Linked DNA regions of Homo sapiens: all the other regions are linked to region 5. A link is a contact called in ENCODE Hi-C data. All regions are on one chromosome and are shown on one strand. Each heading gives the region's core, a stretch centred on a gene start or an enhancer-like site at or near the end of the contact. The rest is flanking DNA. Distances are from core to core; before and after follow the strand shown.

Region 1 (2,700 bases), core at 78-2,577, 5.6 Mb after region 5:
TATACCTCCCTTTAAAAAAGCCTTACAGTCACTATCGCCTGACAAGCCAGATTTGGAGCACAGGGCACAGAAGGACCGATTCACCATATTCTTCCTCAGCACCACCCCTGACTCACCTGCTAACACTCCCTAGGAAAAACCATATTACAAATAGAGCCCAATCAGCACGGGTACGAGCCAGCGTGCCACATGCAGCTGTGCCCGTTCGGAAAATGAGGTGTGTGTGGAGAAAGCAAAACTGGGCTCCTCTCTCTCAAAGATAAACCCCCAAAGTGCGCGCTTTTCCCGCCTGCCGCTTATAGATCGGTAACAACAGCCAGCGAAGAACAAAGCGCTCATACAAGCCACCTTCCCACCACCCAATTTCTCCACCCTTTAACCCCGCACCCCAAAGCCCGCCCCTGACTCCGCACCCAGAGCGGCAGTCTCACCACTGCGGCCGCCAGGAGCCCATTAGAAACACGTGCTCTGCGCCTTCCAATGTCCTACAACTTCCTTCAACGGCAACCCAACGAATCCCAAACCAAGACGACCATCACTGGTTCCCAACATCAACCCGAAGCCGCGGTCGGAGCCCCCAGAAAGCTGCAGCAGCACAATCTCTCCCCTGAACACCGAGGCACCGGCGGCGCCAGGCCACAGGCTCTCCCCGCCCCCCAGCGCCGCCGTCTCCGCCGTGACACATGGCTCTCCGCCCCTGGCGCTCCCCGGGCGCCGACGACCCCCGGCCGCCCGCCCGGCCGAGACGTGACCCGTGGCGCGCTGTGCAGGTCCCCACCCCTTACCCTTCCGTGCAGTGACTGCGACGCCTGCCCGGCAACCCAGCAGCGTGAGGGCGTTCAGCGGACGGCTCAACGCCCGCGGGACCGTGAGCACCGCCCAAGCTCGCCGCACGGCTGCAGGACAAGACCCACTCCTCTCCGCCCACTCCCGCGCCGCGGCGACCGCCACGACAGCACCAACTCTGAAGCCGCTCGCGGTCCGTGCGGGCCACGGGACCGTGGAGGCGCCTCCTCCCAAAGCGCCGCAGACAAAGCCCGAACCGCAGCAGCACATGGAAAGGAGGAAGTGGCGGCGCGGGCCGCGGCCTACTCCCAGGCAGCCCCAGTCAACGTGCTCTTCTCCCCATTGGAATCCATTTTCCAGAAAAGCCGGTTTCTACCCGCGCCACCCTCCCCCAGCTCACTCCACAATGTCATGGAGCTCCCCTCCCACACCCAGGTTCTGGCAGTCGTTACCTCCCCGTTGGGCTGAGGCGGAGAAATCCTGTCCGATGGTATCGGGTTGCGGGAAACGCGTGCTCGCTGCTCCCTGTGTCCGGCGCGAGTGGAGCTGTTGTAAAATGGCGGCCGAAGCTCACGCCGCTGGCAGCAAACCCGATCCAGTTCCACTCGCCTCCGAGCGCGCTCCCGGTGCGCGCGCGCGCCCCCGCGTGACCCCCCCTTCCCTTCCCTTCCCTTCCCTCCCCTCCCTCGCGCGTCCGCTTCACTCACTCCCTCAGCCCCTGCCCTCCTCCAGCTCCTCCTTCTCCCCCTACCACCACCACCACCACTAGCCTCTGTCCGCCTTCTCTCGGCCTTTCTTATTCCCGCCCCCCGCTCCTTTACCCCACTGCTCCCACTCCCCTCTGCGGTCGCTCAGGCACGAGTGGCCGCCTTTCCCCTTCTGGCTCGCACGCTCCCTCACTCCCTCCCTCGCTCGCTCGCACTCTCGGCCCGGTCCCCCAGTCCCTGCCGAGTCGGCTCCTCTCTTTCTCTCTCCCGCGCTGACGTGACAACGTAGCCTACGCCTCGGGACGCGCGCCCGCGGGCTCCGCCCCCACGCCGCGCCGCCTTCCCCGCTCCTCACCCCTTGGGTTGGGGGTGGGGGAGGCACAAGACCCCGCCCTTCCGCTCCGACGGTGGCGGCCGAGGGGCCGAGACTGAATGAAAGGCCCGCCCCTTCCCCTCCCGACACTCCCCCTCCCTCTCCCCTCCAGGCGGGGCGGGCCGGCTCAGCGTGTCCCACTCGTTTTCCTTTGTCAGGAGACTGGCATCTCCCCACCCCGCCCCACCCCACCCCCTCCCCGCGACACCATGCGCACGCCACCCCCACCGAGCTCCCGCCCGCCCCATCCCTGCCCGGTCCGGGGCTGGCGGGGCAGAGTGCTGTGGGCGCTGAGTGCGACTGCCGCTTCCCGGAGGGCACCCACCGGTCTGTGCGCGCCCGGCCCCCGCCCCCGGCTCCGCGGCCGCGTAGCCGTTCCAGGCGGTGTCCACGCCGCTGCCACCGCCCCGCGCTCTCCTCCTCGGGAAGCTGCAGGCGCACGTGTCCCCCGGGGCGGGGCGAGGCAGACAATGGGGCCAAGGGGGAGGGGAGCGGCGCGGAGACCCGCGGACCTTTGGTCCGCCGGACTGGCGGTACTCGAGTGCGAGAGTCGCCCTTGGAGACTCGATCTCCCCAACTGGACAGTGGGCCCTCCTCGCAGCCGCGCGGCTCCGCTTTCACGGGAACCTTCGGCGAAGGGAGGGGCGCCCCAGGCTTGGACGCGGAAACCCCGGCTGCTTTTGAAGGGGGAACGGGGCTGGCTCCAGTGGAGCGAGGAGCGGCTCCTGCCTTGGGATGACACGAAGGCCAGATTTGGAAGCGAAACCGCCCGGTGGTGAAGGGTTGTGCAATACTCCGTTTCAGTCCCTGGCCTTTTAAGCAGTTAAGGGCTTC
Region 2 (2,700 bases), core at 34-2,533, 6.5 Mb before region 5:
AATTATTTCATAAGTAAGGTCTTAACTATTAGCATTCAGATCTAAACCACTCACTAGTTCTGGGGAAATCACCTAATGATTCTGCTGGTAAAACTCATTTTAGTTGATCTTTCCCTTTCTGGTATTAAACATACCTCAGCAGCCTCCTTCTCAAATTTTTCAATGGTTCTTTTGTCGATGCCACCGCATTTATAGATCAGATGGCCAGTAGTGGTGGACTTGCCCGAATCTACGTGTCCAATGACGACAATGTTGATATGAGTCTTTTCCTTTCCCATTTTGGCTTTTAGGGGTAGTTTTCACGACACCTGAAATGGAAGAAAAAAACTTTGAACCACTGTCTGAGGCTTGAGAATGAACCAAGATCCAAACTCAAAAAGGGCAAATTCCAAGGAGAATTACATCAAGTGCCAAGCTGGCCTAACTTCAGTCTCCACCCACTCAGTGTGGGGAAACTCCATCGCATAAAACCCCTCCCCCCAACCTAAAGACGACGTACTCCAAAAGCTCGAGAACTAATCGAGGTGCCTGGACGGCGCCCGGTACTCCGTGGAGTCACATGAAGCGACGGCTGAGGACGGAAAGGCCCTTTTCCTTTGTGTGGGTGACTCACCCGCCCGCTCTCCCGAGCGCCGCGTCCTCCATTTTGAGCTCCCTGCAGCAGGGCCGGGAAGCGGCCATCTTTCCGCTCACGCAACTGGTGCCGACCGGGCCAGCCTTGCCGCCCAGGGCGGGGCGATACACGGCGGCGCGAGGCCAGGCACCAGAGCAGGCCGGCCAGCTTGAGACTACCCCCGTCCGATTCTCGGTGGCCGCGCTCGCAGGCCCCGCCTCGCCGAACATGTGCGCTGGGACGCACGGGCCCCGTCGCCGCCCGCGGCCCCAAAAACCGAAATACCAGTGTGCAGATCTTGGCCCGCATTTACAAGACTATCTTGCCAGAAAAAAAGCGTCGCAGCAGGTCATCAAAAATTTTAAATGGCTAGAGACTTATCGAAAGCAGCGAGACAGGCGCGAAGGTGCCACCAGATTCGCACGCGGCGGCCCCAGCGCCCAAGCCAGGCCTCAACTCAAGCACGAGGCGAAGGGGCTCCTTAAGCGCAAGGCCTCGAACTCTCCCACCCACTTCCAACCCGAAGCTCGGGATCAAGAATCACGTACTGCAGCCAGGGGCGTGGAAGTAATTCAAGGCACGCAAGGGCCATAACCCGTAAAGAGGCCAGGCCCGCGGGAACCACACACGGCACTTACCTGTGTTCTGGCGGCAAACCCGTTGCGAAAAAGAACGTTCACGGCGACTACTGCACTTATATACGGTTCTCCCCCACCCTCGGGAAAAAGGCGGAGCCAGTACACGACATCACTTTCCCAGTTTACCCCGCGCCACCTTCTCTAGGCACCGGTTCAATTGCCGACCCCTCCCCCCAACTTCTCGGGGACTGTGGGCGATGTGCGCTCTGCCCACTGACGGGCACCGGAGCCTCACGCATGCTCTTCTCCACCTCAGTGATGACGAGAGCGGGCGGGTGAGGGGGCGGGAACGCAGCGATCTCTGGGTTCTACGTTAGTGGGAGTTTAACGACGGTCCCTGGGATTCCCCAAGGCAGGGGCGAGTCCTTTTGTATGAATTACTCTCAGCTCCGGTCGGGGCGGGTTGGGGGGGGTGGTGACGGGGAGGCCGCCTGGAAGGGACGTGCAGAATCTTCCCTCTACCATTGCTGGCTTAGCTCCAAAGGTTGTATTGAGATTAGGGTGTACCTTCGCCTCTCAATCAGCCTCCCGTCCTCAGCCTTGCCATCTCGCTAGTCCGGGACAAATCCCTAGAGCGTCTTCCTCTGCGGGTCTCAGCCCAGCCCGGGGTTGGCTCCTCCTCCGCCCCGGCTTCCGCGCCCCTCCCGTGTGGCAAGGAGTACCAGGCCCGGGGACCCCGAGGGGCTTGGGGCGAAGGGTCGGGACTGGGGGCCTCCTTAACGGCTCACGGACTTGCGAGAGGTTCGGCTCGATGGCCGTGAAAGCGACGAATCCGCTCCTGTGCTGGCCTCTTGGCTCCTTCCATTCAAAGCCAGCTGCTTTTATGGAAGCCCGTAACACGTCATCTCCCCCTGGTACTCCAGATGTCCAGGCTTTCAGTTTAGAATAGACTCAGTCCTACAGTTAGCTTTAGATCTAATTCTAGTTTTGTTACGCCAAAAAGTTCCTGCGAGTGTGTGTGTGTGCCTCATGGTACTTTTTAAATTAAAAGGTGTACAGTTATTTGATTGCAAACATAAGGAACCTAAAATGCTTTCAGATTTTCCACATGATCTCATGTAGAGGCTAAGATCTACAGCATCAGCAAGTTTATCCACCCAGTTTCCTAACCCCAACACTTGCTATGAAGTCACAGCTTCTCCTATTTAAATAAGTGCCTATTATATTTAAATAAGTGCTGTCGTTTTCTGTCATCCTATCGATTGTAACTGCATTTTAGCATAAATCTAGGGCAAGATTGGATGAGCTTGGCCTTTTTGGATGGCTATCAAGGCAGGCCTTGGGAAATGCTCCTCTGAGGAAAGAAGAACGTTTATTTTTAATGAGCTAATTACTAGATCATTATGTTTCTTCTTCCAGCTGTAGAATATCATTGCCCAGCTTCTCGAACAAACTTATTTATTAACAAGTATTTGAGAACCTACTATGTGGCCAACGCTAAGTACTGTG
Region 3 (2,700 bases), core at 201-2,700, 8.7 Mb before region 5:
ACAGAGCTACAGCCTAGATGTCTTGTTGCAGTGCATGAAGAGCTTAGGTAATCCTGATTTATCCATGGAATAGGCAGCTGGTTTACCTGATTCTTCCCTTAGAAACAGTCCATCTAACATGATTTGGCTTCCTACTTCATCATGAAACATTTGAAAAGAAACTATTCATTCCAAGTTCAACAGTTTAATCTTCAAATATCTAGCTCATCTTTCTTAGTCCATATTTAACAAATGTTTACTGAGCATCCACCAAGTTGACAGCACTGTAAATACAGACACACTTTCAGACGGGGGCTGCCTGCAAAGAGGCTTCCCTTCTAGTTAGAAAGCCAGAAGACACATTTTACAACAGTCACTTTTCTCTGGGTCACATATTTGATAATACTACCTTATCTTTACGTACTTCTATAGGCTTATGCCTGTAATCCCAGCTATTGGGAGGCTGAGGCAGGAGAATTGCTTGAAACCAGGAGGCGGAGGTTGCAGTGAGCCGAGATCGCGCCTCTGCACTGCAGCCTGGGCAACAGAGGGAGACTCTGTCTCAAAAAGAAAGAAAAGAAAGAACAGAACAACAGAACAGAACAGAACAGAACAGAACAGAACAGAACAGAACAGAACAGAACAGAACAGAAAAAAGAAAGAACTTCCCTAACACAGTTCTCCCTCCTCCTTTCATTTGCAGAACAGACCACAGGGCCGAGGCTTCTTCCATTAGAAACAGCCCATCTGTTCTACTGATTCTGAGATTTTTGCCTACACGGAGCACCAATTTGTAGTGGGTGTAAGGTTACCCGCAAATCAATGTGATGGTCCAGTTGTTACTGTTCCTTTTGTTTCACGAGCGATTGCTCATTAGATGAGGTGACTGATAGCTCTGACTTTTTCTAGACCACAAGGACTCTAGGTGGCTGCCCTAAGTACAGTTGTGGCAGCTGGGATTTCCTGTTTATATGGTGCCCGGCACCATCAGCTTTTGTCCTCTGCTGCAGCTAAAGTGTCTTCCTCCTGGACCAGGGAGAGGGGGAGGGGGTGTGGACAGGACCCGCCTGCTGACGGTGACACCTCTTCGACACCACGTCCACGCCAGTCCTCAGCTCCAGGAGCTGGGCGGGATCCCTCATCCCGCTCAGCTGGGAGATGCCCCGGGAGGGCGTCCCCCGGCTCCGGGCGGCGAGGGTAGTAGCCGACCCCAATCCACTCCGGGGGCCGCCGGGGGCCGCGTGAAGGCAGGTGTTCCGGGGAGAAACGTGGAAGGGAGGCGCGGCCTGGGGCCGGTGGCGCTCGGCTGGGGGCCGCAGTTGGCTCCCCTGGGGGCTCTGGGCGGCGGCAGCTCCCGCCTGTGGGGAGGAGAAGGAGCCGGATGGGCGGGTTCAGGCGCGCGCGGCGGCGGTCCCGGGGCCGCCGGCTCCTCCCCGCGAGGGTGCCTGTCCGCCGCTCGCCGCGCTGAGGCAGTGCGGGGCGGGCGCGCCTAGGCTGCCGCCCAGCGCCCTCGCCGCGGCCATGCCCGGGCCCTAGAGCGCCTGCCGCAGCTTGCGCCCCGCAGCCCCGCAGCCCCGCGCCCGCCGCCGCCTCTTCAATGGGCAACCTGCTCGGCGGGGTCAGCTTCCGCGAGCCCACCACCGTGGAGGACTGCGACTCCACCTGGCAGACCGACTCGGAGCCCGAGCCCGAAGAACCAGGGCCGGGCGGCGGCAGCGAGGGCCCGGGGCAGGAGTCCGAGCAGCCCGCGCAGCCCCCGGAGCAAGCCGGCGGGCGGCCCGGCGCCAGCCCCGCGCCGGACGAGGACGCCGAGGCGGCGGGCGCCGAGCAGGTACGCGGCCCAGCGGTGGCCTCGGGTCGGGCTGGGGCGCCCCGACACCCCAGAGGGGCAAGTGCCAAGCCGCCCTCGCGCTCGGAGGCCAGGGGCGCCAGGTGGCTGCTCGCCGCTGCGACCCGACCCCTCCGCGCCGCGGCTGACCTGTCTCCCGGTGGAGCCCGGGGGCCTGCAGGAGCCCAAAGCGCCGGACCCTCCCACTGCCGGCCTGGGGCCTGGCCGAGGGCACGGCGAGGAAGTCCCTCAAGGCAGAACCCAACTTGAATGGGTGTTTTCTTTGCCTCTGCAGAGCAGCTGGATTATGCGAAGGTGGGGTGGGAGGAACCTGTCTAAAAATAGAGGATTTTGACAACCCCTCTAGTGTGTGTTATTGGTAAAAAAAAAAAAAAAAAAAAAAAAAAAAAAAATTACTCAGAATAAGGTGGGGCTACAAGTGCAAGCAGCCAGCGCTCTCCCCTACAGTGGGGTCTAAGCCGTCAGAAGTGTAGGCCCTCATCTGAAGTTCATACGTCACTGTTCTGCCCAACTCAGGCCTTTCAACCTAGGATTCAGGGCATTCTTCACGAATCTTATTTCACCAGAAGACTTGTTGATCCAACTGTGTTTGAACTGTTTGACTAATACAGCTTGGAGGAGAGGTTAGTCAAGAGATAAGCCCCTTAACCTCTGATGGACTGAAAATAATCAGGAACTTTAAAAAGGAGGAAATATGTAGCCGACCCCCTGAAGAAGTGTGCATCCTGGAGGTGGTTCAGGTTTGCCGCTCCACATTAGGCCCTTCTCTTTATCAGCTAGGGGCGATGGAGATTGGGAAAATGGAGCCCAAAGTCCAATGTGACCACAGGGTTTTGGGGGAATCATAACCTAAATATTACAGCTAACACCGC
Region 4 (2,700 bases), core at 21-2,520, 7.7 Mb after region 5:
TCAGCCGTGTCTGAACTGAAGGAGGGGCTGTAGCCTCGCCTCAAACCACCCAGTCCCAGAGTTAATAGCTGCAACCAATCGATTACGGCAAGCACACATCCAGATTGGGGTGAAATGTGACCCTTTCGCCTAAATTTACGAATAATATCGTCCTCTCTGATCATTTCCGCTGGGGCTCCAGCGACTACGGAAACAATTCCAATCATTCGGCCCAAAGAAAAAGATGTCCCTGTTCTACCCAATACGGGCAAGGCAAAGCCCCTACCCACCTCCAAACACTATCCCCTTGACATCAGCCCATTTCTATTGTGTCTTATTAGGTCCTCGGGCTACGAGGACCTAGTGAAAAACGTGGCTGCCCTACTACTTTGCTAAGAACAAGAACCACACAGTCCGGCACCCCCACCCCAGGGGCCGCATCCCACACCCCAGGACCCCTGTTCCCAGTTCTCTCCACTACCCCGGCGGCCGCGGGGCCGGGTCCCACCTGTGGTGAGGCGGGAGGAGACGTCGCCGAAGGGGGATGGCTCCATTCGGAGATACTTCTGCGGCGAGGCGGCCGCAGCGGAGAAGGAGGCGGCGGTGGCCGCGGCCGCCGACAACGGGGAGGCAGCGGCCGAGGTGGGCGCCGACAATGGCGCACATCGCCTGCGCTTCGGGGACGCCGGGCTCAACAGCGGGTCGAAATCCAGAGTCCTTTTCAGAGTGGCTCCGCACGCCATGGCCGGGGGCAGCTGAGGCGCCGGGCTCGGGTGGGGTCGGGGACGGGTGACGAAAGAAGAGGGTGAGGGAAGGGGTGAAGAGCGGGAACTCGAGGAGAGCCTACCCGACGGGCTCAGGAGCCAAGCGGGTCGCGGAGCGCCGGCTGTGGAAAGGAGAGCCGCTGCCGCCGCTGCCTCCGCGGCAGGGGCAGTGGCCAGGGACGGCCCGGGTGAGAGCGGGAGGGGCGGTGGCGGGCAGAAGCACACGCCAGTCGCGTCAGGGGGGTTCTTCCGCCTCCTCAGGCGCGGCTCCCCCGAGAGAGGCTCCGGCCGCCCCCGCCGTCCGCTCGAGCTTTGCGCCGCGCCTGAGGCGCTTCTGTGCTGAGACTAGATCCTTTCTGAAGTCGAAAACAGCACCGTGGGGTGTGAGGCTGGAACGCGGCTCCTAATACGCCCGAGTACGGTCAGTAGCTTGCGAGCGGCGATCGATGCAGAGAGATTGCGAGGTAGCTGCCGCAGCAGGAACCCAAGCGAACACGTCCAACCGCTTCCCCTCCCTCGTAGAACTCTCCCACCCGCCGCCGGCCCCAATATGGCGTCAATAACAACGCCGCCGATTCAAATCCGGCGGCCTCAGAGCGCTTGCGCACGGGGGCGGGCCAAACCGGGGATGCATTTTGGGAGTTGTAGTTTTTAGGTACCGGGAGGAATCGGCTTGAAAGGCGGGAAGGGAGGAGTCACAGAAACTACGACTTCCGTCATGCAAGGCGCGCGATTCCGAGTTCCGGGTTGGAATTTAAATCCCCCTACACAGCTTGAGTGTAAGAGGAACTAAGCAAAAGAGAAAAAAAGAGAAGGTTCTGAGACAGTGGGAGATGGGAAAGCGAACCCGTGGCAAAAGCAGGCTAAGCGACATAGAAATCTTTTAAGATTCTCCGTATAGTTGCTCCCACAGTGATTTCAGATCTGGGAAATATAATAAACCAATCTCTAGTCAAAGTTAGCTTAATTTCGGTAGCGACAGTACCCAAAACAAGACCTTTCACATGGAGAGGATAGGAGATAATGAGATTATGAAACCTATTTAGGACTGGCAGACAGAACAACAGTAATAGTATCAGGTTACAGGATCCTTGATTCAACTCGATGCTCTACCCTTCGGAGGTAGCTGCTTCATCCACTAATGAAATTCTGTAAAGCCAGCTTTGCTTCTGTAAATGAATAGGACTTGAACGACTTACAGAATCAAATTGTTTTGCGTTGGGTAAAAAGCAAGTGGTATCAGACATTGCATTACTTCTGTTGAATATTGGTGCATATATTGTGAACTTTGTTACAAAACTAATCAAAAGACAGTGAAATGTTTAGGTAATAGATATTGGATGGATCCATTTTGTAAGCGGAAGGGGAAAAAAGTGTTTCTAGAAGTTGTACTTTTAGTCACATACCTAAAATAAGAATCAAATACAGCGCTAATTTAGAAAGTGATCTGTGTAGCCGGGCATGGTGACTCACGCCTGTTATCCCAGCACTTTGGGAGGCCGAGGCAGGCGGATCTTCCTGAGGTCAGGAGTTCGAGACCAGCCTGGTCAAAATGGTGAAACCCCGTCTCTACTAAAAATACAAAATTAGCCGAGCGTGGTGGCGCGCGCCTGTAGTCGCAGCTACTCGGGAGGCTAAGACAGGAGAATCATTTGAACCCGGGAGGCGAAGGTTGCAGTGAGCCGAGATGTTGCCACTGCACTCCAGCCTGGGTGATAGAGCGAGTCTCTGTCTGAAAAAAATGAAAAGAAAAGAAAATGATGCCGGGCGCGGTGGCTAACGCCTGTAATCCCAGCACTGGGAGGCCGAGGCAGGCGGATCACGAGGTCAGGAGTTCGAGACCAGCCTGTTCAACATGGTGATACCCTGTCTCTACTAAAAATAAAAAAAATTAGCCGGGCGTGGTGGCGCACACCTATAGTCCCAGCTACTCAGGAGGCTGAGGCAGAAGAATCGC
Region 5 (2,700 bases), core at 39-2,538:
ATACACATTTGGGAGCCATCAACATATAGATGGTATTTAAAAATAGAAGACTGAAGGAGACCACCAAACGAGAGTACAGAAAGAAGTGTTAGGGTGAGGTCATCCAGCAACAGTATTTTAAGGAAAATGCAAGCTTTGTGATCAGGCCGCAAACAGATCAACGAGAATTGGAGGAATAATAAACTCTTTCCAGGCAGAAGCATTAGATGCAATGGTGCAAAGGTAAGTGATTAGCCAACCATGGTATAGCAAGTCATTTTGCTCTGCTGAAGCAGAAATACTAGCTAGCTGACACAGAAAGATGCATTAAGTGATTGAGAAGGGCTCTCACGCTAGCTGGGTGGCTATCCAGAGCTGGGAATGTGAGGGTTCTAAGGATAGCTTTGGAGTTAACAAGTGACAGCTGCAGTTAGTTTCCTATACATACACAAAACCAACCCGTCCTACCACAGAATATATGTCATAATGCTGGCACAACAGACACATCCCTTTTAGTTTTGCAGACGAGGAGTAACCGTTGCCCTGGACCACAAAGCCACTTAGCGGCAGAGCCTCGCACCCGCGAAGATTATTACTAGGGAGATGTTTTTACCCCTGAGGACACCTGAGCCCTTAAGTGGGGCAGGCTTCGAGGGAGGGGGGCCGATAAGGCGACTTCAGACAGGGCAATCACGATGGGCGCTTGAGTTCTGCGCAGAATTTTGACAAGGGGGAGGGTCTTGGCTTGAAGACAGAGCGTGGAGTCATTTAAGGATAATGGAAGGGCATAAGCAGAAGCTCAAGGATAAAAAGCACTGAAATTCTTGAGCTGGCGGCAGGGCTGAACGTAGCTCAGTGAAAGATCCTTTCTTGCCACATCCTCTCTAAGCCAGGCTGTGAGAACCGCGGGAAACGAAGGAGAAGGGTGGCGGTGGGGTCAGTAAAGGGCCGGCCCAAGGTGCATCTTTTAGGTCCTGATGCTAGGAGCAGCCGTCCCTGCCCCTATATTCCTCTCACTGGGTAGGTTTGCTCGGGAGTGGCTACCTCCCAGGCAAAAATTCGGCCTGGTTAAACTGGAAAGACCAGGAAAGCCCGCCCACGGGCGTCCGGGGAACGCCTGCAAAGTGCCAGCACCCTACCAACCCAGGCGCCGCACGGGTGGGGTCGCGGCCGCAGGCTCTTCCGGGGCGGGCCTAGCCTGACGCAGGAGGAGGGGCGGCCCCCGTCGCACAAGAACCAATCACGACTGTCGCTTCTACGTGGCTAGCATTGACCAATAGGAGACCGTAGTGATAGCGACGGGGAAATTCAAACGTGTTTGCGGAAAGGAGTTTGGGTTCCATCTTTTCATTTCCCCAGCGCAGCTTTCTGTAGGTAAGTTCTGTCTTACCGGTGCACCGGCGCACTGAGGAACAGCCGCAGCCGGTGTAGGGGCTCATTGTTAGCGCTGGTCGGTGAGGGGTGGGGCGAGGTGGGGGCAGCTCGGAGCCAGGTATGCGACGCGGCTAAACGAGCTGGAGGGGGAGGGGATGTCTCACTGCCTCAGCGGGTCTGGCCGGTGGGGTGATGCAGGAGGTTTTGTTGAGGAAGTAAGAAGTGGGTGTGGCCCACGCTGGAAAGAAGGGGTGGTGGGGTACCTGCGCACAAGATCGTTTTCCAAAGGACAGTCTCTCTTGTTTTGGGGGTTAGAACTGGGAAAGAAGCGGGTGGCCGTGATCTGACAGTTATCTTTCAAACCTGACTTAAGAGGTGGAGTGATACCTTGCTGCAACTTTATGACTTTTTTTCATTGTTAAACCTGAAGACGGGGCAGCATTGTTATCAGTGACACTGAGTTGGTGTTTGAGAGTCACAAAGATACGATTAACAATAAGACTGCAGACACTTTATTGAACAAACACCACCACCATGCAGATAAGCAAGTGCTCAGTACCAGTACAATAGTTTCTTAGTGTTAGATTAAGGTAGCAAATCGTGATTCTGCTAGATATGCACAAGAATAAATCTGCGGATTTCCTAATTATCAGTAAAGCCCCATCATGTTTATATTCTGCTTTGAAAGCACTTGCACTGGAAGATTTACTCAAGTAAAGCAGGCGAATAAAGGAATTGTTATTCCCATTGCCAAACGAATTCTTTATGTCTATGTCACTACCAGAATCCAAGCAATCTTTATGTGTATGTCGCTACCAAAATCCAAGCAAACACTCTATCATATTTTTTTTAAGTGACACTAAATTTGCAGATTTCTACAGTGTGACGTCATTGATGTTATATTGGGGGAAAAAGTATACTTGGCCTATGAAACCTTGGTGAATAAATTACAAAGATGTGTACCTTGTTGTTGTGCACTTACCTCCATTAATACTAGCCTAATAATAGCTGCATTTAGATGTGTTCACAAAACGAATGCTTTAGTCGTCTGGGTTCTAAAAAGCTAGTGCATTTTTTTCTTTGATGCTAGTTAAAGTAGGAGTTATGACTGTTCAGTTTTTTTCTTAGAAATGGAATCCGAGGATTTAAGTGGCAGAGAATTGACAATTGATTCCATAATGAACAAAGTGAGAGACATTAAAAATAAGTTTAAAAATGAAGACCTTACTGATGAACTAAGCTTGAATAAAATTTCTGCTGATACTACAGGTGAGTTTTTCTTTTCTTTTAAGTTAGTAACTGTTTGTTGGGTATCCTCTAAGGTAAAGATATAGTACTAATCACTTT

What was found. Hi-C counts contacts between places; a loop is a spot of excess contacts on that map. Pooled maps may share reads with other maps.
Region 1: a pooled map shows a loop between it and region 5 (28-fold over the local background). The contact joins the promoter of SYNCRIP here to the promoter of TTK in region 5. A Hi-C loop is called at or near these places in 7 of 50 pooled maps.
Region 2: a loop to region 5 is called in a pooled map, with 13 times the contacts of the local background. The contact joins the promoter of EEF1A1 here to the promoter of TTK in region 5. A Hi-C loop is called at or near these places in 7 of 50 pooled maps.
Region 3: a loop to region 5 is called in a pooled map, with 6 times the contacts of the local background. The contact joins the promoter of OGFRL1 here to the promoter of TTK in region 5. A Hi-C loop is called at or near these places in 3 of 50 pooled maps.
Region 4: a loop to region 5 is called in a pooled map, with 3 times the contacts of the local background. The contact joins the promoter of AKIRIN2 here to the promoter of TTK in region 5. A Hi-C loop is called at or near these places in 2 of 50 pooled maps.

Annotation. Positions count from the first base shown.
Region 1 is chr6:85,641,559-85,644,258 of GRCh38, forward strand. It overlaps SYNCRIP (synaptotagmin binding cytoplasmic RNA interacting protein), which reads right to left and starts at 1,328. Exons shown (of 11, transcript NM_006372.5): 1 at 1,239-1,328. RefSeq lists silencers at 378-427, 648-797, 1,388-2,407.
Region 2 is chr6:73,519,749-73,522,448 of GRCh38, forward strand. EEF1A1 (eukaryotic translation elongation factor 1 alpha 1) reads right to left here and starts at 1,284. Exons shown (of 8, transcript NM_001402.6): 1 at 1,252-1,284; 2 at 135-308. The coding sequence starts at 278. RefSeq lists enhancers at 1-444, 402-701, 445-1,266, 992-1,101, 1,152-1,231 and 1 more and a silencer at 1,812-2,041.
Region 3 is chr6:71,287,361-71,290,060 of GRCh38, forward strand. It overlaps OGFRL1 (opioid growth factor receptor like 1), which reads left to right and starts at 1,451. Exons shown (of 7, transcript NM_024576.5): 1 at 1,451-1,810. The coding sequence starts at 1,577. The region is part of intron 3 of LOC124901339 (a long non-coding RNA gene); the gene reads right to left. RefSeq lists a silencer at 1,104-2,163.
Region 4 is chr6:87,700,963-87,703,662 of GRCh38, forward strand. AKIRIN2 (akirin 2) reads right to left here and starts at 1,271. Exons shown (of 5, transcript NM_018064.4): 1 at 488-1,271. The coding sequence starts at 722. RefSeq lists silencers at 443-652, 833-1,002 and enhancers at 1,163-1,222, 1,533-1,842.
Region 5 is chr6:80,003,361-80,006,060 of GRCh38, forward strand. TTK (TTK protein kinase) reads left to right here and starts at 1,289. Exons shown (of 22, transcript NM_003318.5): 1 at 1,289-1,353; 2 at 2,482-2,622. The coding sequence starts at 2,484. RefSeq lists enhancers at 326-1,200, 771-890.